Linked DNA regions of Mus musculus: all the other regions are linked to region 4. Evidence: chromatin loops called from intact Hi-C (ENCODE). Cell type or tissue: gastrocnemius. All regions are shown on one strand. Links, peaks and the distances in the headings refer to the core of each region. The heading gives the core; the rest is flanking DNA.

Evidence for each region. Hi-C counts contacts between places; a loop is a spot of excess contacts. Peaks named below come from ENCODE experiments on the same cell type or tissue, not always from the same donor. Only the 100,000 strongest peaks of a DNase experiment are listed, where the experiment ranks them.
Region 1: it touches region 4 in a loop (6-fold over the local background); 25 of 42 quality-filtered maps call a loop at or near these places.
Region 2: a loop joins it to region 4, with 4 times the contacts of the local background. A loop is called at or near these places in 13 of 42 quality-filtered maps.
Region 3: a loop joins it to region 4, with 4 times the contacts of the local background. A loop is called at or near these places in 4 of 42 quality-filtered maps.

Annotation. Positions count from the first base shown.
Region 1 is chr5:131,427,621-131,433,008 of GRCm38, forward strand. No RefSeq gene overlaps it. Among named protein-coding and RNA genes, the nearest start is that of Gm29681, 16 kb to the left of the region's middle. In gastrocnemius, for the core only: CTCF peaks have their summits at 608 (motif pointing left), 2,114 (motif pointing left) and 2,732 (motif pointing left); DNase peaks (open chromatin) are centred at 310, 594, 2,168 and 2,717.
Region 2 is chr5:130,859,627-130,865,014 of GRCm38, forward strand. No RefSeq gene overlaps it. Among named protein-coding and RNA genes, the nearest start is that of Gm40337, 7.1 kb to the left of the region's middle. In gastrocnemius, for the core only: CTCF peaks have their summits at 298 (motif pointing left) and 2,845 (motif pointing right); DNase peaks (open chromatin) are centred at 290 and 2,861.
Region 3 is chr5:131,304,750-131,310,137 of GRCm38, forward strand. Galnt17 (polypeptide N-acetylgalactosaminyltransferase 17) reads right to left here and starts at 2,773. Exons shown (of 11, transcript NM_145218.3): 1 at 1,614-2,773. The coding sequence starts at 1,851. In gastrocnemius, for the core only: a CTCF peak has its summit at 3,122 (motif pointing left); DNase peaks (open chromatin) are centred at 1,744, 1,976, 2,739 and 3,168; H3K4me3 peaks cover 2,790 bases; H3K27ac peaks cover 2,401 bases.
Region 4 is chr5:131,005,518-131,010,905 of GRCm38, forward strand. The region is part of intron 5 of Galnt17 (polypeptide N-acetylgalactosaminyltransferase 17); the gene reads right to left. Among named protein-coding and RNA genes, the nearest start is that of Gm40338, 76 kb to the right of the region's middle. In gastrocnemius, for the core only: CTCF peaks have their summits at 2,512 (motif pointing right), 2,792 (motif pointing left) and 4,189 (motif pointing right); DNase peaks (open chromatin) are centred at 1,207, 1,913, 2,500, 2,788 and 2 more places; H3K27ac peaks cover 482 bases.

The DNA of each region.
Region 1 (5,388 bases), core at 206-5,205, 420 kb after region 4:
GGACTTCTGCAGACTCTGTATTCTCTTCCACCAAGGGAGGACACAGTAAGGAGGTGACGTCTATCAAGCATAAAGCAAGTCTCATGCAAGGCTTTCTTCTTAGATTCACCTAGATTTTTGTTTTTTCTTTCCCAGATTAACAACGAACTCACAGTTACTAACCAACTCACACTAACTAAGACAGTGATATAGCACACTGTCTTAAAACATTAGCTTTCCTCTGTGTATGATGCAGCGGAGCCATCCCCGCAGCTGCGCTCAGTGTGCAGAAGCCTCTGTGAACACAGGAGATGTGCACAGGGCCAGGTGTGTAACACCCTGCCATGCCCACAGAGGTAAGAGAACGGGGAGTTTGAGGCCAGAGAGAGTTACATAGTGAGTACAGCCTGGGTACACAGGGGGATCTCATCTAAAAAAACAAACAAACAAACAAACAAAAACAAAAAAACAAAGCAGCCCCTAGCAAAAGAAAAAAGGAGGAGGAGGAAAGGAGGGGGGTGGGGGGAGGACAAAAACACCCAGGACTTAGAGCAACTAAGTAACACATTCTCCACGTATTTCCTGTGGAGATTTTTCAAATGGGCTGGTTTAGCGCGCCCCCTGGTGTCCAAAGACCTGCTTTGCTCCGCGCGCTCCTGAAACCTTATTGAAACTGAACAGCTTTTCAGCTTCATAGCTGAAAAGGACAGACTCCTTGCTCTATCACTAAATTTCTCTCCCTCCCCCTTTTCTTTCTTCTCTTCTTTCCCTCCATCTTGAACTGTCTCCTCCCTTGTCTTCCAGGACAGCCCTGCCCACACTGTGATAGCTATTCTTGGTTGTCAACCTGACTCCATCTGGAATTAACTACACCTGTGAGGGAGTTTTCTTAATTACATAATTTGATGTAGGAAGACCCACTTTTATCCTGGGAGTTTTGAGAGAGGAAGATCCACCTTTAGTTGGGGTCATACCTTCTGGTGGCAGCGTATGTAAAGGACATGGATGAAGAAGGCTCTCTGACCCTGCCTGCTTGCTCTCACTGGTAAGACCATTCCTTCACTGACATTAGAACCTACTTCTTCAGGATTCTGGCATATACTGAAGACGAGCTGAGACATCCAGCCATGTGCACTAAACAACTACTGGATTCTTGGACTTTCTGTTGGTAGACAGTTACACCACAACCTGTAAGCTATTCTAATAAATCCCCCGTGTATATATTTATTCTGTCAGTTCTGTGCTTGTAGAGAACCCTGGCTAATTATACCCATCTTTGTCTGCCTCCCTCCATGGCCTCTATATCTGGTCCTTCTGCTCTGGTTGCTTCTAAAAGCTTGTGTGTTTTATGTCCTGACCTGGCACTGTCTTTGTCTCAACTAAGTTATCTCACCCTGGGCAAGACTTTTGTGAGAATAGGAAGCAAGATATTGCTATAAAGCACATATTTAGAATTCCCCAATGAGGGGCTGCATGCGTGGCTCAGTGGTAGAGCCCCTGCCTAGAAATCCCCAGTGAAGGGCTAGGGACGTGGCTCAGTGGTAGAGCTCCTGCCTAGAATCCCCCAGGGAGGGGCTGGGGGCGTGGCTCAGTGGTAGAGCCCCTGCCTAGAATCCCCCAGGGGATTCAGCTCCTGCTTAGGGGGCTGTCCTTCAAATGATCAGTACTTCCTGAGCTTCTACAAGGCTCTGGGTTCCATCACCAGCACTGCACGGAAATAATAGCTAAATACTCTGACTCTTAACATTGTAGTTAACTTCCATTAGCTGTACAATTTAGTAAAACTCACTATAGTAGTTCCGCGCATACACAGACGTGTCATGATGCCTCTCTCAAATCCCTTGTGTATGCTTCTTAAAATTGATTAGACAGAATAACCCCTGCACCTCCCCCACTGTTCAGGGGAATGGAGAGGAGGCTGCGATCCTCTTCGTGACTGAGACAGTCTCTGGGAAGGGAAAAGCACAGAATTTGGAAACTGGAGGCTAAATGTTTCTGGGAGCAGAGGGGTAGAGGTGCTGTGTGGGGTGAAGGGTGGGGGTGAGAAGTGGGGGCAGGGGTGGAGAATGAGGGTGGGGGTGTTAAATAGAATGTAACCAGGCAGTTTAGCCACGGCTCTCAGCGCCCTCTAGGGACCACACAAGGTTTTTCTTGGCCCAGTCCTGGAGGGTACGGAAGATTCTCAGTGATCTACAGGGATACTACGATGAGCAGTTGTCTGCAAGGTTGCAAGTGAGCCCTCTGAGCTCCAGATATTTCAGTGAGATCCATGTATGGCTCCCTGGTTGATGCTAGCTGTATCCCACCCTAGCTAGCAGCTGCGGCCTCACTCCCTGCCTCTCAGTGCAAACGGTGAAGCACTTTGACCTTTCCGTGGATGACAGAGGAGATAGCCTGGCAGTACGTGAAGGCATACTTCCTTCCGGGCCTTTTAAGGGGTCCTTTAAGGAAACTATTATGTCAACCCCTCCAGTTTAGAGAAAGCAAACAACCTAGAGTCTTCAAAATAAATCGGTAGAAGGGAGGGGGGCCACTGCGAATAGAGGGAGAGGAGGGACAGAAGAACAAAGTGGGAACACAGCAGGAATTCGGTTAATGGATAGGCCTGACCTTTGGAGAGGTGGGTCGGAGGTGCCTTCACCTTCAGAGCGGTATCCTTCCTGTCCAGGATTTCCAAGTTTGTCCAATCACCTGCACATGGGCACCACCTGCCAGGTTCAGCTAAACTATGTTCTCATGGCTCCCTCTGGTGTCCACAGCACGCAATAGCAGAAGGCCGTTTGCTTCTTTGGAGGCAGACCATGGTGTAACCTAAGCCCCTTTGCTATTTGGGGACTTTGCTATGGCTCGATTTTGCAAGCTCTTGGTCTCTTGATGAGAGAAATTAAAAATTGTCTCAGGAGGAAGTTTGATGATTTTGTTAGCGTTTGAGAAAGCAAAACAAAACAAAACAAAACATGATTCCAGCTGGAGCTGAAAGGATAAAGGTGTCGAAGAGGACAGAGAGCCACAGCAACGGAAGTCTGCAGTCAGCTGTACATGGTAAGGGAGTCGCCAGAGAAACAAGAAAGACCAAGTATCAGCATGCTTAAGATTTGAGCTGGTATTTTGTGGGGGAGGGGAGGAAGAAAAGTTACCCCTTTTGAGTTAGAACTTGACAGTGCGGGTGCTTACGGAGGGAGGAGCTTCTAGAGAGGATGAATAAGTGTGTCGTGTCTTTAAGGGGATAATTATTCCTCCCATCTCCCCAGCGTGCTTCCGGGTCACTCGGCTTTCTTAAGGAGTGGTCTCCTAGCCAGGTGAATGGCAGTCACACTGGATTAACTCTTAGGGGAGTGGATCACAGTATACAATGTCTAATTCTAGATTTAAATCACAGAGGAAAGCCGGTCGTGGTGGCACGTGCCTTTAATCCCAGGCAGGCGGATTTCTGAGTTTGAGGCCAGCCTGGTCTACAAAGTGAGTTCCAGGACAGCCAGGGCTAAAGACTTTGGGAGTCTCATGGGCTTCTTTCGTCCCTCTTCCCTCCAGGAAGGAGTGTTTCAGCGCCAAAGATGTCACAACCCACGAGTGAGACTCTGTCAAAGAGAAAGAAAGGGAGATAGGAAGAAAGAAAATGTACTGAGAATCTACAGAGAAAGTTTGGAGATGTTGATCACTTGCATAGTTTAGAGAGAGGAGAGGAGAGAGTGGGATTTTTTAAAAGTTACCCTCTGGGATTTTGGGGGATCCCCATCAGAAAGGTGAGACAGATGGATTGTGGAGTGGAGGCTGCGTGAATTACTTAAGAAGGATAGATAGATAGATAGATAGATAGATAGATAGATAGATAGATGATAGTTGGTAGATATTATAGATAGATAGATAGATAGATAGATAGATAGATAGATAGATAGATAGATAGGAAGATAGATAGGAAGATATTGGGATAGATAGATATTGAGATAGATAGATAGATAGATAGATAGATAGATAGATAGATAGATAGGTAGATAGGTAGATAGGTAGGTAGGTAGATAGATAGTGCCTTAGTTAGGGTTTTCCTGTTGTGAACACACACCATGACCAAGGCAACTCTTATAAAGAGAAAATTTAATTGGGGTTGGCTTACAGGTTCAAAGGTCCAGTCCATTATCATCAAGGTGGGAACATGGCAGCGTCCAGGTAGGCATGGTGCAGTAGGAGCTGGGAGTTCTACATCTTCATCTGAAGGCTGTTAGCAGAATACTGGCTTCCAGGCAGCTAGGATAAGGGTCTTAAAGCCCACACCCGCAATGGCACACCTACTCCAACAGGGGCACACCTTCTGGGCCGAACATATACAAACCATACAGATGGATAAATAAGGTTCACTGTGCACCGTGAGGGTATTGGTATACGTGCTGGCTCTGCTCGCTACAGCTCTCTAGCTACTTACTGATCTTGAAAGGCTCACTTGAGGGGCCGTGCAGCATTGCTTTGAGGACCTGGATCAGGAATCCAGCTGACTGCCTCAACACATCCTCCCTAGTTAATTTCTTCCAGATGTTTCTGCAAACCCCAGCTTTGATATCACCTGTTGTTTCCTCTCTCAACTGAACTACTCCAGTCATCTCTGATGAAGGCTGTCAGCGCCCGATTTGATGGTTTTTTTTATCTGCTTCTTCTGTCTATTCATATTTAGTCTTTTCCTTTTGCTTGCTATATACTTTAAAAATTCATTCATTTTTAAACCAAAAGCATGCTAGCATAGATCATTCTTTTAACCATGCAGGACAGGCCTGAATATGCATAGCCTTGGAGAGTTTCTCTTTTCTCAGCTGCAAGCCTGAAAACTGTCAGGAATCTCACAGTACTTCTCATGTAGAATGAGACTTGTCTGTCTTAATGCTCATGATTCTAGTCCGTCCGTCTTTCCTCCCTCCTTCCCTCCCTCCCTCCCTCCCTCCCTCCCTCCCTCCCTCCCTCCCTCCCTCCCTTCCTTCTTTCCTTCCTTCCTTCTTCTTTCTCTCTCTCTTTCTTTCTCTCCTTTCTGTTTATTTGTTTTGTTATTTGTTTGTTTTGTTTTTTCGAGGCATGCTGTCTCTGTGTAGTGCTTGCTGTTGAGGCCTGCCTGCCTCCAGCATAGCTGTAGCCATTTTGTTCCATGCCTGCCAGCTATTTCATATTGTTCATATTATTGACACAGAAAAATAGCTTGTTTCAGAGCAGGGTCATGCTGACCACATATCCTGTTATGTTCTGTATGTTCTGGGGCTTGTTAAGAGAGTCTACAACCATAAGCTCCACTTAGGACCAATTAGAATAATGGTTAAAACTGTTCTGTCTATCTAGCCAAAATAGCTTGAGTCAGAGCCAACCACCCTGCCATGTTTCCCGCACCTGCGCATGAGTTCATTGTGTGTTTTTTTTTTTCTTTTATAAGCTGGC
Region 2 (5,388 bases), core at 241-5,240, 150 kb before region 4:
AATCTGAAGCCGAGAAATGACCTTCAAAGGTCCACCCCACCGTTAAACCTACTTCTGCCTACCGGCCCCACCTCCTTAAGCAGTGGTTCTCAGCCTATAGATGTCCACCCTTTGGGGGTCCCGTATATTTATATTAAGATTCACAACAATAACAAAATTACAGTTATGAAATAGTAAAGAACTAGTGTTATGGTTGGGGGTCACCAGCAAAGCATTCGGAAGGTTGAGAACCCCCCCCCCCCCCCCCCCCGCACTAGAGGCTTGGCAGCTTGCCAGAAGAGCGCCACCTGCTGGAGAACATAGATCCAACACACGAGCTGTGGTGGTGGACATTTCAGATTCAAATGCTCACAGCTGGTTTGCCTTAACATTTTTTTCCACTGTGTTTGCTGGCTCAGGGGGCATGGCTTAGCAGGTTAAGCCTGAATGTAATCCCTGGAAAGCATAAAAAGGTAGAAGGAGAGAGAATCGACTTCTGCAGATTGCCCTCTGATCTCATATAATATTCTGGCCTGCACACAGCTACACACATACAGTAAGGGGGAAAAAAAGAGTTTGTTTTCAAAAATTAAAAGATTGATTTTATTTTTGTGTCTTTGTGGGGGAGTTGTTGTTTGTTTGTTTCATATGATGCAGGTACCCATGGACACCAGGAGAGTGCTGGAGTTACAGGTAATTGTGAGCTGCTAGATGTAGGTGCTGGACTTGGGTCCTCTGGAAGGGTAGCAAGTATTCTTAGTCGTGGAACCAGCCCCCTGTGTGAGTTCATATGACTTCCTTTATATGATAAAAGATGTTCCAAGTATATTGTATGGGTTTTTTAGATTTATTTTATCATCATCGTCATCATCATCATTTTGAGACAAGTCTTTCTATGTAGTCCTGGCTGCCCTGGAACTCACAGTGTAGACCAGGTTGGCCTCAAACTCACAGACATCCACCTGTCTCTGATGCGGAATGCACCACTACGGTTGGCTAGATTTATTTTTATTTTTAATTGTGTTTCTGTCTGTCTGTGGGGTATGAGTTTGGGTGGTCATGGAGGCCAGAGGCACAGGGTCCCTCTGGAGCTGGAGATTCGGGACATTGTGAACAGCCAGATGTGGGGTGGGGAATGGAACTTGGGTTTTCTGCAAGAGTAGGGTACCTGCTCCTAACCACTGAACCATCTCTCCAGGCCTTAGGTGTTTACACATAAACTTATGCATATTTAAAATGTCTTTTTTTTTCCTGAGAAAGTGTCTATAGACTTTTAAAAATGAAACATGTATTTTGTGTACTTATATTATACATGTCTGGGATGCTTTTCTAAGGAGATGCTTTATAGACTTCAACAGACTACCATAGGGTCTAGGTATGGAGGAGGTTAAAAGTGTTTGACAATACCTGGAGAGATGGTTGGGTTGCTAAAGTGTCTACTGTGCAAACATGAGGACCGGAGTTGTCCCCAGCACCCACATACAGTAGCCTGAATTTGGAACTTCATCCCTGGAAGACCAAGGTACAGTGGACAGAGGATCCCTGGGGCACACTGGCCGGTCAGCTTAGCCTAGTCAGTTAGCTCCAGATTCAATAAGAGACACTAACTCAAATAAGTTGGAGGTGCTGCAGATATGGCTCATTGGGTTAGAAATCTTGCTGTACAAGCATGAGGCCCCGGGTTCAGATCCCAGCACCTACAGAGAAAGCCTGATGTGGCCACTCATAGCCCCAGTGCTGTGGGGGCAGAGACAAGGAGATCATTGGGGCTTGCTGACTGCTGGCTTCACTCTAGTGAGAGTCAAGATCACACACAGTGAGAGATCCTGTCTTAAGAACAAAAGAAGTCAGAGTGTGACAGAGAAGGACAGCCAACATCTCCTACTGGATCTTTATGCATGCACCTGCACACATGCATGCACATGCAACACATGCATGCACATACAACACATGCATACACATGCACATATACACATATATAGCATAAACAACACGTGCATATATAACACACATGCACGTTGAAACCATAAGATAGACAGCAATAGAGGGAGACACGATATCAACCTCTCGCCTCCACACATAGGCACACACACACTTATGCTTGGAAGGTTCCCATAAACGCTCAGAAGTCCAACATCAGCCCAGCCAGAGTCCAAGACCAAGGTACCACATGGTTCTGTTCTCCACAGATCATCCCCTCCCCAAACTCATTCCATCCAGGAGGACGCCCTCCAGCAAACATCACAACCATCAGGCTTTCTTTGACAACAACTCAAGACAGTTTTCATTCTTAACTTGCAATGTTTCAAATCTCCACAGTCACAAAGTTCTCATGAGTCAGTCGGCCTGCAGGATCTTCAACACAGAGGCAGCTTCCTCAGTGAACTTCAGTTTACAAAGACTAAAAAAATGAATGAATAAATGTGGTTTGAATATGCGTGGCCTACGGGAAGGGGCACTATTAGGAGGTGTGGTCTTGTTGGAGGAAGTGCGTCACTGTGTAGGCGGATGTTGAGGCCTCCTAGGCTCAAACTCCTCCCGATGTGGAAGAGAGTCTTCTGGCTTCCTTCGATCAAGATGTAGAACTTTCTGCTCCTCCAGCACAGTTTCTGCCTGCATGCTGCCATACTTGTGCCATGATGATAATGGACTGAACTTGTGAAACTGTAAGTCAGCCCCATCTAAATGTCCCTTTTAAGAGTTGCTTTGGTCATGGCGTCTCTTCACAGCAATAAAACCCCAACTAAGATAATAAGTAAATTGAAAAGAGCTGTGTCTAGTCCAGTTTGAAGCCAGGGACTGGAGGGATGGCTCAGCAGTTAAAAAAAGGAAAGGAAGCCACGGAAATCAAATTCAGGAGCCAGCAGGGGGCTCCAGAGACCCACTCTTACAGCCTCATGCCCAGCTTTCAGCAAACATTTCTCCTGGACCATGGTTCTCTGGCCTCCTTCCTCTTCCTCTCCTCCCTTGCCCTTTCTCCTTCCGTCTGTCCCTCCCCTCCTTCCCTCCCTTCAGGGTTAGGCATGGACTTGAAAACCTCCCACAACCAAGCACTCTACCATCGAGTTCCATCTCGTACCCTGTTCTTTCTTTTTCTTTTGAAATAGAGTCTCACGGAGTTGCCCAGGCTGGTCTTGAACTCACTCTGCAGCCAAGGCTTTCTTGTCTTGTCTGTCTGTCTGTCTGTCTGTCTGTCTTTACATTTTCCCCCTTAAAATTAGTTATATCTGCCTGCCTGTGAATATTTTAGTATTCATTCTCTCTCTTTCTCTCTGTCTCTTTCTTCCCCCTTCCCTACCCCTCTCCTCTTCCCTCACTGTCTCTCTCTTACACACACACACAATCTTGAGCCCCTACCTATGTATCTTTAACAGACTTCCTTATAAGGTCACAGCTCACCCTCCATGGATCATCAATTTCATGCTTTAGATTTGTGAGACGAGAACCTGGAAGCCATTGGCTAAGGGTGGCTTTGGTGGCCATTGAGATTTTGGGGACCCTAACTCTCAAAGCCAATCTCACCTGGCTCTGTCATTCTCAAAGACCCCCCAGTATTCCAGTCTAATCTCTGGTAATTGAATGAAAGCTCTGGAATGCATCCCTTTAACAGACCCTCAGCTCCCACTGTCCTCAAAGCTAAAGATGTCATCAGATAACAGCTCAGACCTATGGCTCTGCTCTTGTCCACCTCACCCCTGTCCTCACCAACATATTCAGCAACTGCACTGATTTATGGCTGTCTTTTGTCTGATAACTATAAAAGTCCACTCTACGACTTCACATGGTGGCAGTGTCATGAACATGTCATTCAGTCAACTTGGAACTCGTGGCAGTGTGGCTGGGCTGCCTGGCTGGTGATCTCTAAGGACCCTCCTGTCCTCCCTCCCCAGCTCTGGGGTCACAAACTCACACACCACCATGCCCTGCTTCTTCTTATCTGTTTTAGGGATTGAATTCAGGCCCTCGAGAACCTTACAACTGTCCTAGCTTGCCTCTCTATTGCTGTGATAAAACACTGACCAAAAGCAACTTGGCAAGAAGTTGGGAAGAAGGTTTAATTGACTTAGAGCTCACAGTACGTAATCTGGGGAAACTGAGGCAGGAATTCACGGCAGGATCAGACACAGAGCATGCTTACCAGCTTGCTCCCCATGGCTTGCTCAACCTGCTTGCCTTTCTTTCTTTAAGCATTTCTTTTAAAGTTTTGAGCTTTTACTTACTTTATGTGTGTGAATGTTATACTACATGTTTGCCTGTGCACTTTAGTGTCTGGTGCCTACAGAGGCCAGAGGAGAGCACGAGTTCCCTTGAACTAGAGTTACAGGTGGTTGTGGGTTATCATGTGGACGACGGGGATTGAACCCGAGTCCTTGGCAGAGCATCCAGAGCTCCAGCCCAGTCAGCCTGCTTTCTTGTACAACACAAGACTATTTGCCCAGGGCTGGCAAGCCCAAAGTGTGCTAGGACCTCCCACAAGAAAGTTCCCACTCTGGACTTGCCCACCAGATAACACAATGGAGGTATTCTCTTTATTGAGGCTCTCTCTTACCACAAGAGTCTAGCCTGTGTCCAGTCGACAAAAGACAAGTATGCTCACCGAGCCATCCCTCCAGCCTGAGAGTGGAGGCTGCACTGTAAATATGTTTACTTAAAAGGAACACTGTCAGATAGAAATTCCCAGAGATCAGAGTCTGTTTGCTTCACTTTCTCTTCCCAATACCTCATGACCATATTTGCCCAAAGACGTGACAGGTTAATTTCTCCGGGTGATGCTGTAGCAGTGTTGATCTATGTGTGTTTGGACATAGACTCCGGGACATTCATATCATGACACGATTGCTTAACAGTACAATATGAAAATTTATCCCAAACCCTTAAGCAATACATCTATGCATCATCCTTCACCATGTGGTAGACAGATAGCAGGTACTCGATAAATATATATTCAAAACATTGTGGGAAAGTCGGGGGAGAGCCCTTTTCATGAAGCATAGAGGAAACTCTGGTGCTAACGGTTGCTACCACATTCGTGGCACAAGCAGCCACTGCTTCCAGAGAGCCACGATGCAGGCAGGTGAAACTAACACTACTGATTTGAATTCTATTAGCATTGTGGATATGTTTGTATTCACTTGTAAATTTATTTATTTTTATTTGATAGCTGTCATAGACCAAGGAGCAGAAGCTGTCTTACAAATAATGTTCAGTTCCGAAGATTACTGAGTTATTTACTCACTCACTCATTCATTCATTCATTCTAGAGCCCACCTGTACAATGGAGAATAATCACACTAAGTGGACTAAGCTGGTCTCAGAGAGACAGCTAGCATGTCCTACCTCATTTGTACTTTCTAAATCTCTTTTAAAAACAAAACAAAACAAAAAACCTTTATTGATGTGTTTGGGGGA
Region 3 (5,388 bases), core at 308-5,307, 300 kb after region 4:
ATGGTAGAGGAAAGAGCTGAGTATAATAAATTGTCCTCTGGTCTCCATATGTGGTCTGTGGTATGTGTGCAGCTTCCCCAAATACAATACAATACAATGCAATACAATGCAATGCTATACACACACACACACACACACACACACACACGCACTTACTTTTAAATTAAAATTAGGTAGATAGAAATTTGTGTCTTGGGGCTAGGAAATTGGTTTGGTTGGTAAAATACTTGCCAGGCAAGCCAGAGGACCTCTGAGTTTGGTCCCTAAAACTCATAAAATAAATAAATAAATAAATAAAAACTGGGTACAGTAGCATGTATGTGTAGTCCCAGAGCTGGATTCCTGGGGTTGCTGGTCAGCCCGCCTCACTCATTCTGTGAGTGAGTGCCAGATCAGAGAGAGACCCTGTCTCAAAAAAATCCAAGGTAAATGTACCTGAGGAGTGACATTCAAGGTTGACCCCAGCCTCCAAGTGCATACACACACACACACACACACACACCCCTGCATCCAGACACATGAAAAGAAATTTATGCCTTATAACCAAGAACATGGGCTCTGTGGTCAACCAGAGTCCAAACTACTACTTACTAACACCAATCAGGACTTAGGTACTGGGTTAACTTCCCTGAGTTTGGTTTGTTCTGTTCTCCTGTGGGGGAGGGGCCAGAACCTCCAAGGACTAATGGTTATGTCCCACCATGCACGCGTGGCTCTTGTAATGCTCCTCTAGCACACAGCAACGACTGACTTATTAGCAGTCGTGACAACAGCTGGCAGCTCCAGGCCCTGGTAACATGCAGGAGGTTGGGAACAGAAAGCCAGACTTCAGTAATCACTATGTCTTCTTTATATTAGACTACGTGACACTGTGAAGACAGCAAGCATCCAGGAACCATCAGTCTCTTGAGCCAGGTGGAAGCAATATATCAACACACACACACACACACACACACACACACACACACACACACACACACACACACGCTCTTCTATGGCAACTCATTTAGAATAGTTTAGGTGAGACAAGTTCTGGAAAAAGCTACAAACCTGAATGCCAAGCCTCCTTGTTTGGCTTAACTTTGTGAACAAACCCCTGCTTCCCAGACCCACTAAGAACTTGACCCTCGATTGCCACGAGGTTCGGGAGTAGACTGGTTGTTAATAGACCACCTTGCACCCAGGCAGTGGGGAGGAAAGAGTCTGCATTCTTAGTGATGCAATCAACCTAAAGGAATAATGTATTTACTCGAGCCCTCACTTTGCAAGCCATGACACCCACTTCCCTACCAGCTCCTCCATCAAACACCATGAACTGACAGCTATTTCCTTTCTAGAGGTTCCCAGTCTGCAGTATGTTCTAAGCTGGAGTCACGAGCAGAGACCAAGAGTCGACTGTAGTGGCAGGTTTCTAGAGGAAGACCAAACTTCCAGCTGCAGTATATCATGAAAAAGAATCCGGTGGTGGTTTCTACAATAGTCCCAGGCACAGGGCAGGGATGGAAGAGAGAGATCGGGCTGGTTCAGATGTCAGCTTAGGATACAGAGAGCCAGGGAGATCACCCTGTGCCCTGCTTGCACCACGACCCACAGGCGGCAGGGCACGTCCTTACCATTAAGCTGCCTGTAGACGATGTCCTCCAGCAGCGACAAGCGCTTCAGGACCGCATCCTGGATGGGGCTGGCGCTGTGCGCGCTGAGGTTGGCCACCTCTGCGCGAGGCCGGATCTCGTGGAAGGCGTCTCCGCTGCGCACCGCGATAGGCCGACACTTAGCCAAAAAGATCACGAAGCCGGCCACCGCGATCAAGTTCAACACCAACAACACTTTGACTCTCCTCAGTGAAGCCATCAAACAACACGGCCGGTCCTTTCCCTGGACCCACGCCTCTACCAGCCTCACCTGCGAGGCGCAGGGCAGCCTGAGACGGAGTAGACCCCACACACCGAACAATGGCCGAGGGAGGGGGCAAAGGGCTGGGGGTCCCAGCTGCTGTTGACCACAAAACGCCGATTCTCTGGCGCCAGTAACCACTGGAAGGACGCGGCTGATCTCTCACATGGAAGCCCCTGGCTTGCAAAAGTGTCTCTGAAATGCCTGCTCCGTCCACAGCACGCAGTCCCTTCTACAAGACAGCAAAAGATAAAGGTCCCAGGGTCTCTCCCTGTAGAACAGCAAACAGGTTGCCTTTAGACTTTGGACCTCCTCCGCAGACGTAGACCTTCAGGAACAATCCTTTGGTAGTCGGAATGCTCTGGGGATGTGGCGGGAGTGGCGCGCAGGTGCCGGGCTCCAGCTCTGCGCCCGCCGGCGGAAGAGCGCGCCACTCCTGGAGTTGCGCGGCCGACACTCTCGCCCGCAGGCGGCCGTCGCAGGGCGAAAATAGAGTTCTTCAGCAAAGGACCCGCTCCTCAGGGCGGGTGTCTTTGTTCAGCTCACCGGCTCTCTCCATCACTCTGAGAAGAGGAAAACCCCGCGCCCCGTGCCTGCATCCTCCAGGCTCCGCAGTCACGCTCAAATCTCAATGACTCTCTCAAAGTGGAGGGGGGGACAGCAGGAAAGGGGCGGGAGCAGGGACCCAGCGCGACGTCCTCTCCGCCCCCACCCCGCCCGCAAAACTCACCAGTGCGCACAGCGCCACGGGTTCCCGGACACGTTCCAAGTCCCTACACGAGCCTCCGGGGCCTGCCGGACACACTGGCTTGTCTCGGGAGGTGGCGCGTTGCGAGGCTGGCCGGAAGGAGGAGTCGGACCTCCAAAGTCACACCAGTTGTCTACACGCCTTTCTAAATGTCGCGGGGGAGGGATGCGCGCTGGCGCCCCCGCAGCCTGTCACCACGGCCCGTGCAGCTCGTCCCAAGCCCCCAAGGGAACCAAGATCCGAGTGTCCCGATCACCGGATGCAATGACACCGCGGCTGCGGCACTAAGAGTACACACGGTCCCCTAGAGGGAATGGTGGGATAGATTGGAGCAGCTGGGAGCCAAGAGGGGATGCTCAGGTGGCGACGGAAGGCGGGGCGCGGTCCCGAGGGGAGCGGCTGCGGCGCCGACTCCTCCTTCGCGGTCCCTTGGTCACCCTCTTCCCTGAGAGCCAGTCGCCAACGCCGCTGCCACCCGCAGGCTGCGGAGCGCACAGCTAGGGGAAGCTGGCCCACTCTTGCGCGCGCACCCGGAAAGGGTGGGGGTGTCTGGAGAGAGCGGGGAGCGCGCCGGACCAAGAGCAGTCATGTCCTGTTGGCTGCTAAGGGCTGTGAGGGACCCTTGGGGTTCTCAGCGCTCTCTAAGCAGCCGGGTTTGTTCCATCCCGGCAGACGAGGAAGACATCCCTTTCTCTTGGCTTAGCTGCTCTGCTTAGCTTGGCCCGGAATGGCTAGAGGGAAAATCTGGCCTGGAGACTCGGATTCCGCTACTTTCAGAGCAAGGCCCTGTGTCCTTCTTGCTTGAGCCCTGGGAGAGTTCTGACCATCTTAGTTGGTGCTTCTGTGCTTGCCCCTACTCTGTAAACTCTTATTTTGGTGCCATGCACTTGGATTTATGGCCCTGATGGGTCTCCACAACCTACTTCTTTTCCTGAGACCCAGGAGTTCCAAAGACTGGAATCCAAACCTGCCCTCTAATTTTTTTTTTTTTTTAATTGCTTAGGCCAGAGAAAGAAACCAGACTGCCAGCAGATAAGAATCAGCTGAGTGAATTCAGGGACTCCCACTTCATTCTTCCCATCCGATTAAAGTTTGTTGCTGTTGTTCATTGGTTAGTTTTGTTTGGTTGACTTAGATTTAAGCTTTTGGTTGGAGCATGGAAGGGGGGCGGTTCAGGGGGCATGTTCGGGTTTGGGGGTTTGGAGATGGGATGTAGTTAAGCTGTTGAGCTGAAGTTGAGTGCTTGCCTAGACCTCAACTGGATATTCCCACCCCACCCCCCACCTCCAGCTCTTCACAGCCAGGCTTGCTGGTGGCAAGCCTATAATCCCAGCACTTGGAAGGTAGAGGCAGGAAGATCAGAGACTCACAAGCATCCTTGTCTATAAAGTAAGTTCCAGGTTAGATTGGTTGGGTTTCTTTTAAAAGGGAACGAAGTGTTTTCTTGTTTGCTTTTGTTTGTTTGGACCTTGATGGAGATTTTAGTGTTCCTTTGTTTATGCCATCTCAGTTAGCCTAGGCTAGTTAGCCCCTAACTGATGATTCCTGATCTCTTAACTTCACCTCCCAAATACTAGGATTGCAGTCCTAGCCACCAAGCCTGGCCCTCATTTCAATAAAGGTATTGTTGTTTGGGGGCTTGGGGGGGGGGGAGGGAGTTCGTTTTCCTTTGTTGTCCTTGGTGTTTTACACAATTAACAGCAAGCACCTTTACAGTTTTTCACTAAAAAAAAAAAAAAAAAAAAAGGACATGGAGAGCCAGGCTTGGTGGTGTGGGTGTCAAGTCTGCTACTCAGAGGTCTGAGTGACACAGGAAAAGTCCCCAGAATTCCAAACATCATACAGTCACAAAAACTACCTGCAGCTGTCAAAACCACGCCCCTGCTAGAACACGAGACAAATCACAGTCAACTGCTATGGACAATCTGAGGCAGCCTCATATCCCACACCTGGGATTAAAATGAAAACATTCTTATGTTTCTGTGTTTTTAAAGAAACCAAAATTCCCACTACAACTTCTCATGATGGAACAGTAAGTAAGATGTTTCTCTAGTCCTACTTTCTTCCTTTAAAAACAAACACAAAACTTAGTTGTGTATGTGTAGAGACGTGTGTATTTGTGCCACAGCCCATGTGTAGAGGTCAGAAGACAATTTGCAGGAGTCAGTTCTCTCCAGCCACTATGTGAGTCTCAGGGATTGAACTCAAGAAGTCAGGCTTGGCAGCAAGCCCCTTTACTTCCTTGAGCCATCTCATTGGCCTGCTCTTTTATTTTTTTATTTCTTTGGAGCCTACTCAGGATCCTTAGGGATTGAATTTTTTATAATCTACAGCGAACTGAGTACAAAAATATGGCTTGATAAAAAGCTGTCTCAAAAAGCATGGAAGAAGCACTTTCAAACATCTGTGAGGTCGGAAGGAAGTTGGGTAGGAGGGCATCCCTGGTTCTGTGTCATTCAGAGCATCAGGGACTGGATGAGGCTAGGTCTCCACAGCTGTTCATGAAGACCCAGACCGGGCAGCATCAGTAGCACAGAAGAGGGGGGCTGAAAAGGTGGAAGATGTGATATCCTTGCTCAATCCCATATCTGTGAGTCATCGTCCCCTACCCCCACCACTAACAAAATACAGAACAATCTAGTCAGGGGACAGTATAGTGTACTTATTTGACCAAAGTTTTATACGACACAGGAGCCTTCAGGCATGGGAGATGCAAGGAAAATTTGGGGTGGGTTAGGTTTGAGTTT
Region 4 (5,388 bases), core at 153-5,152:
ACTTGAAAGAGGCATCTGGTATACCAGGGTCATGTACCCAGCCAGTTAGAGACCAGAACCATGCATAGACCTTGGGAGAGTCCAACTACTGGGGAAAACTTCTGTCAGTGATCCTCAGATATAGGTGATTTCAGAACCACGAGGATAACTGGCTAAAATAAAGACTGCTGGGCTGTAATCACAGAGTTTTCATAAGGTGGCCTGTGGAGTTCCATCATTTAGCTCCACTCTGGATGCTCAGGCAGATGATCTAGGGAATGAACTTAGAAAACTGCTGGTCTCCATGACTGATTCTCAGTGACGCAGACATCCCTGAGTGAATCAAGAAATGATGAAGGAAGCAAGGCTTGGTGGCACATTCCAGAAATCCTAGCAACCAGGCGATGTAGACAGGAGACTCTTGGGCTTAATGCCAGCTTAGCCTATATACTAAGGGTCTGTATCAAAAAAATCAAGAGCTGGGGCTGAGGAGAAAGCTCAGTTGGTAAAATGCTTGCTGCTACTCAAGCATGACCCAAGCTTTAACCTTAGAACCCATTTTTTTAAAAGTCATGGTGTCACATGCTTATAATCCCAGAACTGGAGAGGTGGAGGCAGAAAGATCCCTGGGGATTACAAGCCAGCTAGTTCAGGCTTTCTAGTGAATTGCAGAACAATAAGATATTCAGTCCTTAAAAAAAAAAAGTAGAAGGAAGGGCTGGGGAGATGGCTCAGTGGTTAAGAGTGCATACCGTTCTTATAGAAGAGTAGAGTTTTGGTTCCAAGCACCCATATAGGGTGGGTCACAATCACCAGGTCCAAAGGATCCAATGCCCTCTTTTGGCTCGTGCTGTCACCAGAACACACACACACACACACCCCACTCACACATACATATAAATAAAAATAAATCTACAAGAAAAATAGCATGGTGGACTGAATCTGAGGAATGACACCCAAAGATGTCCTTTGGCTTCCATAAACATCTGCAAACACATATGCAAACATCTTTAAACACACACACACACACACACACACACACACACACACACACACAAACACACACACCCCTGTGTGGTTGGAACTGTAGTCCACTGGCATAATGGGAAAAGCTAGCAATACTCAGATGTTCAGAGAGGGTGGAGGGCTATATGGAGCCTAGAATCAACTGTATGCCATGGAGCACTGGCCAACTTGGTGGGTTTCTGGCATAGCCTTTCTTCCAAGAGAAGAAAACCAGACCAGAAGGCTATGGCTCTGCACAAAGAGCCCTGATTGCATTCTCCCTGCTGCCGCTAATTAGAGACGAGGCCTTGGCAAGTCTGTCATTCTCAGGGTGCTTTGGGGTTTGTTTGTGAAATGAAAACACTTAGACTGGAAGCTTTGCAGGGACCTTCTTGAACTAATATTCGGAAACTTCTAGAATCCAGACTTTAGGTGAGGGAAACAATCCATGAGGGTCTTCTTTCCACAGCCAAGCTTTTTTTTTTTTTTAAAAAAAAGGATTTTATACATTTTTTTATTTATGTGTTACCCGTGTGTATTGGTGGAGGGCAAGGGTGAGCGGAATGTGAATATAAATTGGGGTGGCACTGGGAATGGTATGTGAATGTGAGTATGAATGCCAGTAGAGGCCAGAAAGGTGTGTCAGATCCCCTAGAGCTAGAGTTACAAGGAGTTATGAGCCACCCATTGTAGGTGTTGGGAACCAAACTCATGTCCTCTGGAGAAGCAAGTGCCCCTAACTGATGAGCCCTCTCTCCAACCCACTCCTAATGCAGACCATCTGTCACGATTTCAGAGGTGTCACCAAACACAGTGGCATCAGCTGGGAGTCTCTGTCCTCTCCTTACAGAGTGATGGACGGCATCCAACGTGCCAGCCAATGTACCAGCAAGAAATAATCAGCTAAGCAAGCCAGCGTGGGGCAAGTGCTGGGCTCTGAGCCTGGATGGAAGTCTAGGAAGAACAAATGGAGCTGAGAGAGAAAGTGGGCAGCTGGCCCAGAGCTGGATTCACCGGTGGCAATCCGATGTTACTGTGGTGGTCAGGCAAGGGAGACAGGAAAGCTGCGCTGGGCTCACAATGTTCCCTCAGTTTCTATAGAGCATGTGTGGAGACTGCAAGACCAGAATGGCTCTTTCTGAGGATGGTTTAATTCAGCTAATAGGATTCTCTCTACCCATTTCCCTCTAAACAATAAAACTTCATTCTACTTCCATTAAAAAAAAACAGTCTGTTTATATGTGTGTGTATGTTAGTATATGTGGGGGTGGGGTGCGGGACACAGAGGCCAGAGAAGAGCATTGGGTCACTTGAGGTTGAAGTTTCAGAAGGTAGTGAGCCACTGGGACATGGATGCCTGGAACTGATCTCAGATCCTCTGGAAGAATAGCAAACCCTCTTTGCCACTGAGCTATCTCTCCAGCCCCTAGTCTTTTTAAACGTTGTTACTAACTGTGCATACACTTACTTGTTTGAATCTGGGTTCATGCATTTGAATGCAGTACCCATGAAGGCCAGAAGAGGGCAGACTCCCCTGGTGCTGGATTTACCAGGTGGTTGTGGGCATTGTCTATGCATATTTGCCTGCTGCCAGATAGGGAGGCATGTTCTTTAACTTGGTTATTATGAGCAGTGCTGTAGCAGAGATGGATGTACAAGTCTCTGTGAAGTCCTTTGGGGTCCTTCGGGTAAATCATTGTGGCTGCTGGGTCTTATTAGCTGCATAAAATCATCCCATGAAAGACCTAAAGCTACTAGTTGGAGCAAAGCGAATGATGTGGAATGGAAAACAACCACCTGTAATTCCAGCTCCAGGGGAGTCTGCCCTCTTCTGGCCTTCATGGGTACTGCATTCACATGCACAAACTCAGACACATAACAGTAGGTACAGTTTTTAAAAAAAAGTTTAAATTTAAAGATTAAGGGCTGGAGAGATGGCTCAGTGGCAAAGAGTGTTTACTACTCTCTCAGAAGACCTGAATTCCTAGCATCCATGTCCAGTGGATCACTACCTTTTGAACAGAGGATATGATTTGAGGACAAGATTGTGAATGCGTAGGATATGCGAGCATAAAATTTAAAAAGAAAGAAAAGCTTTACAAAAGTAAAGCTGTTTCTAAAACAAAGACGAGAGGCCAAGGAGATGCCTCAGAGCTTACTAAGCACTTGGCTCACAAAGTTGAGCTTCCCTACAAGTCCACATAAAATCCCGAGTGGGCGTGGTTGCCTACCCATAAATCCAACTTGAGGAAGTGAGTCCAAGGAGCCCCAGCAAGCTGGCTAGTGAGACTAGCCAGGCTGGTGACCTCTAGAGTTGACTGAGAGGCTGCACCTCTATAAATAAGGTAGGAGGAGCCCCAACCTCAGCATTGGGTCTCCATGTGCACCCAGAACACATGTTCACTCCTGCCCCCCCCCCACACACACACAAAAAAATGCTTTTAAAAATATTTTTTTAAATGAAAAAAAAAAACCCACACTATTTCCTATGCATGAATGGCTCACCTATTTGTATGTCTGTGTACCACTTGTGTGCTTGGTGCCCACAGAAGCCAGAAGAGGGAGTTGGAGTCCCTGAAACTAGAATTGCACACGATTGTGAGCTGCCACGTGGGTGGGAGCTGGAAAGTAAAGCCAGGTCCTCTGAAAGAGCAATGAGTGCTCTTAACCAGAGAGCCATCTCTCCAAGTCTAAAGCTTACTGTGCACACACACACACACAGACACACACACACACACACAGGGTCAGAAGAGTACATTAGAAGTCAGAAGAGAGCCACAGGTCAGGTCCTCTTAGGGTAGAGTTATAGGAGGCTGCGCGAGGTACAACATGGGTCTTGAGAACAGAATCCAGGCCTCTGGAAGAGCAGTAAACATTCTTAACTGTGGAGCCATCTTTTTAGTCCCTTAATTAAAACAACAACTATAGAGTGTAAAAGATAGATGGTTCATTTCATAGTGGAAATAGGAGATTTCCTGGAAGCTCTTGAAACTATCCATAACACTGGTGTGTGTGTGTGTGTGTGTGTGTGTGTGTGTGTGTGTGTGTGTGACTTCTTCAGGCGTGAGTAAGATTCAGGAATGAAGGGAAGGGGGTTCTTCCAGTTGTAGAAGGAGGCAGCAAAGGGAAAGGTGGTCTTTCATGTTAAGCCAGCCTGGCGAGAAACTTCTGAGTTTAGACACTTGATTGCCAGCAGGTGGCGCTGTTTGAGGAGACTATGGAATGTGCAGGTGGCGGCACTTGAACTGGAAGTGACTTGGCTTTGATAGTTCATGCCCAAGCTCTCACTTCCAGTCTGACCTTTCCTTCCTGTTCTGCCAAAAATATAAGGATGAAAAAAACCAGTCTCTCCTCCTGCCTCAGATTCTCCACCATGATGACCATGATGGACGGTGCCCTCAAATTTCGAGTCCAAACAAACCCTTTCTCCTGTAAGTGTCTTATCAGGTGTCTGGTCACAGCCACGGGAACAGGAAGTCACAAACCTTGTGGGGCTGCAACTATTTCCCCAGCGCTTAAGCACCCACTAGCTCACTGAAGCTAAGTTAAACAGACAGAGCCAGCCCCCAAGAATCTGCTATCACAGGCATGGTAGGCCACAAAATGATGGGTGGAATAACCTGAAATCCCTGCCCTTTGCAGTCAGGTGTGCACCTATGCGCGCGCATGCGCGCACACACACACACACACACACACACACACACACACACACACACACACACGAGTCCGGGAGTCCTCACTGATCCCCCATGGGCAGCTTTTACTCCCTATGGAGATCATCTTTGTTCTTGAAGTGCCAAAATCTCGCACTGACCCATCTGGGGAATCTCCTAGAGTGTTTGTGGTGAACCAGAACAGAGAGACCACCATCTATCATCCAGCAAAACTAAGCCCAAGGACCACACTGGTTTTTCCTGCTCTTTGACTGGGTCCTTGCATCCCTAGTCCCCATTCTCTTGGGCAGCATCCAAACCCAGCCTCCTGCCTCTTTTTTTTACCCGCCATTGACCACACTCACTGAGAATAAAATGGCCATATTAGAATTCCAGGGCAAAGCAGCCTCCCCATTACCCTGTCTTCCCTTTCTGTCTATTCTAGTGGTTTCTGTTGGTAGCCCCCACAAAACACACCTTCCCTTGGATCACGCCAGATCATCTTCTCTGAAGCCAGCTCCATTGAGGAAGTTACCACGAAGTAGCCATACAGGATCAGAGATCTCACAACCACAGATCCCTAGGGGAACTGATGCACAGGTCACTCACCATCAGACCGCACAGTATCCAATGCCTACATTTCATCTTCCTCCTTGAGTGTGAACTCTAGGAAAGCCTTGGAATGCCTCTAGCCGAGTTCTCAGGCATTTTATCAAACTCAGCACACAGTAAGAGCTCAATAAATTGCTCA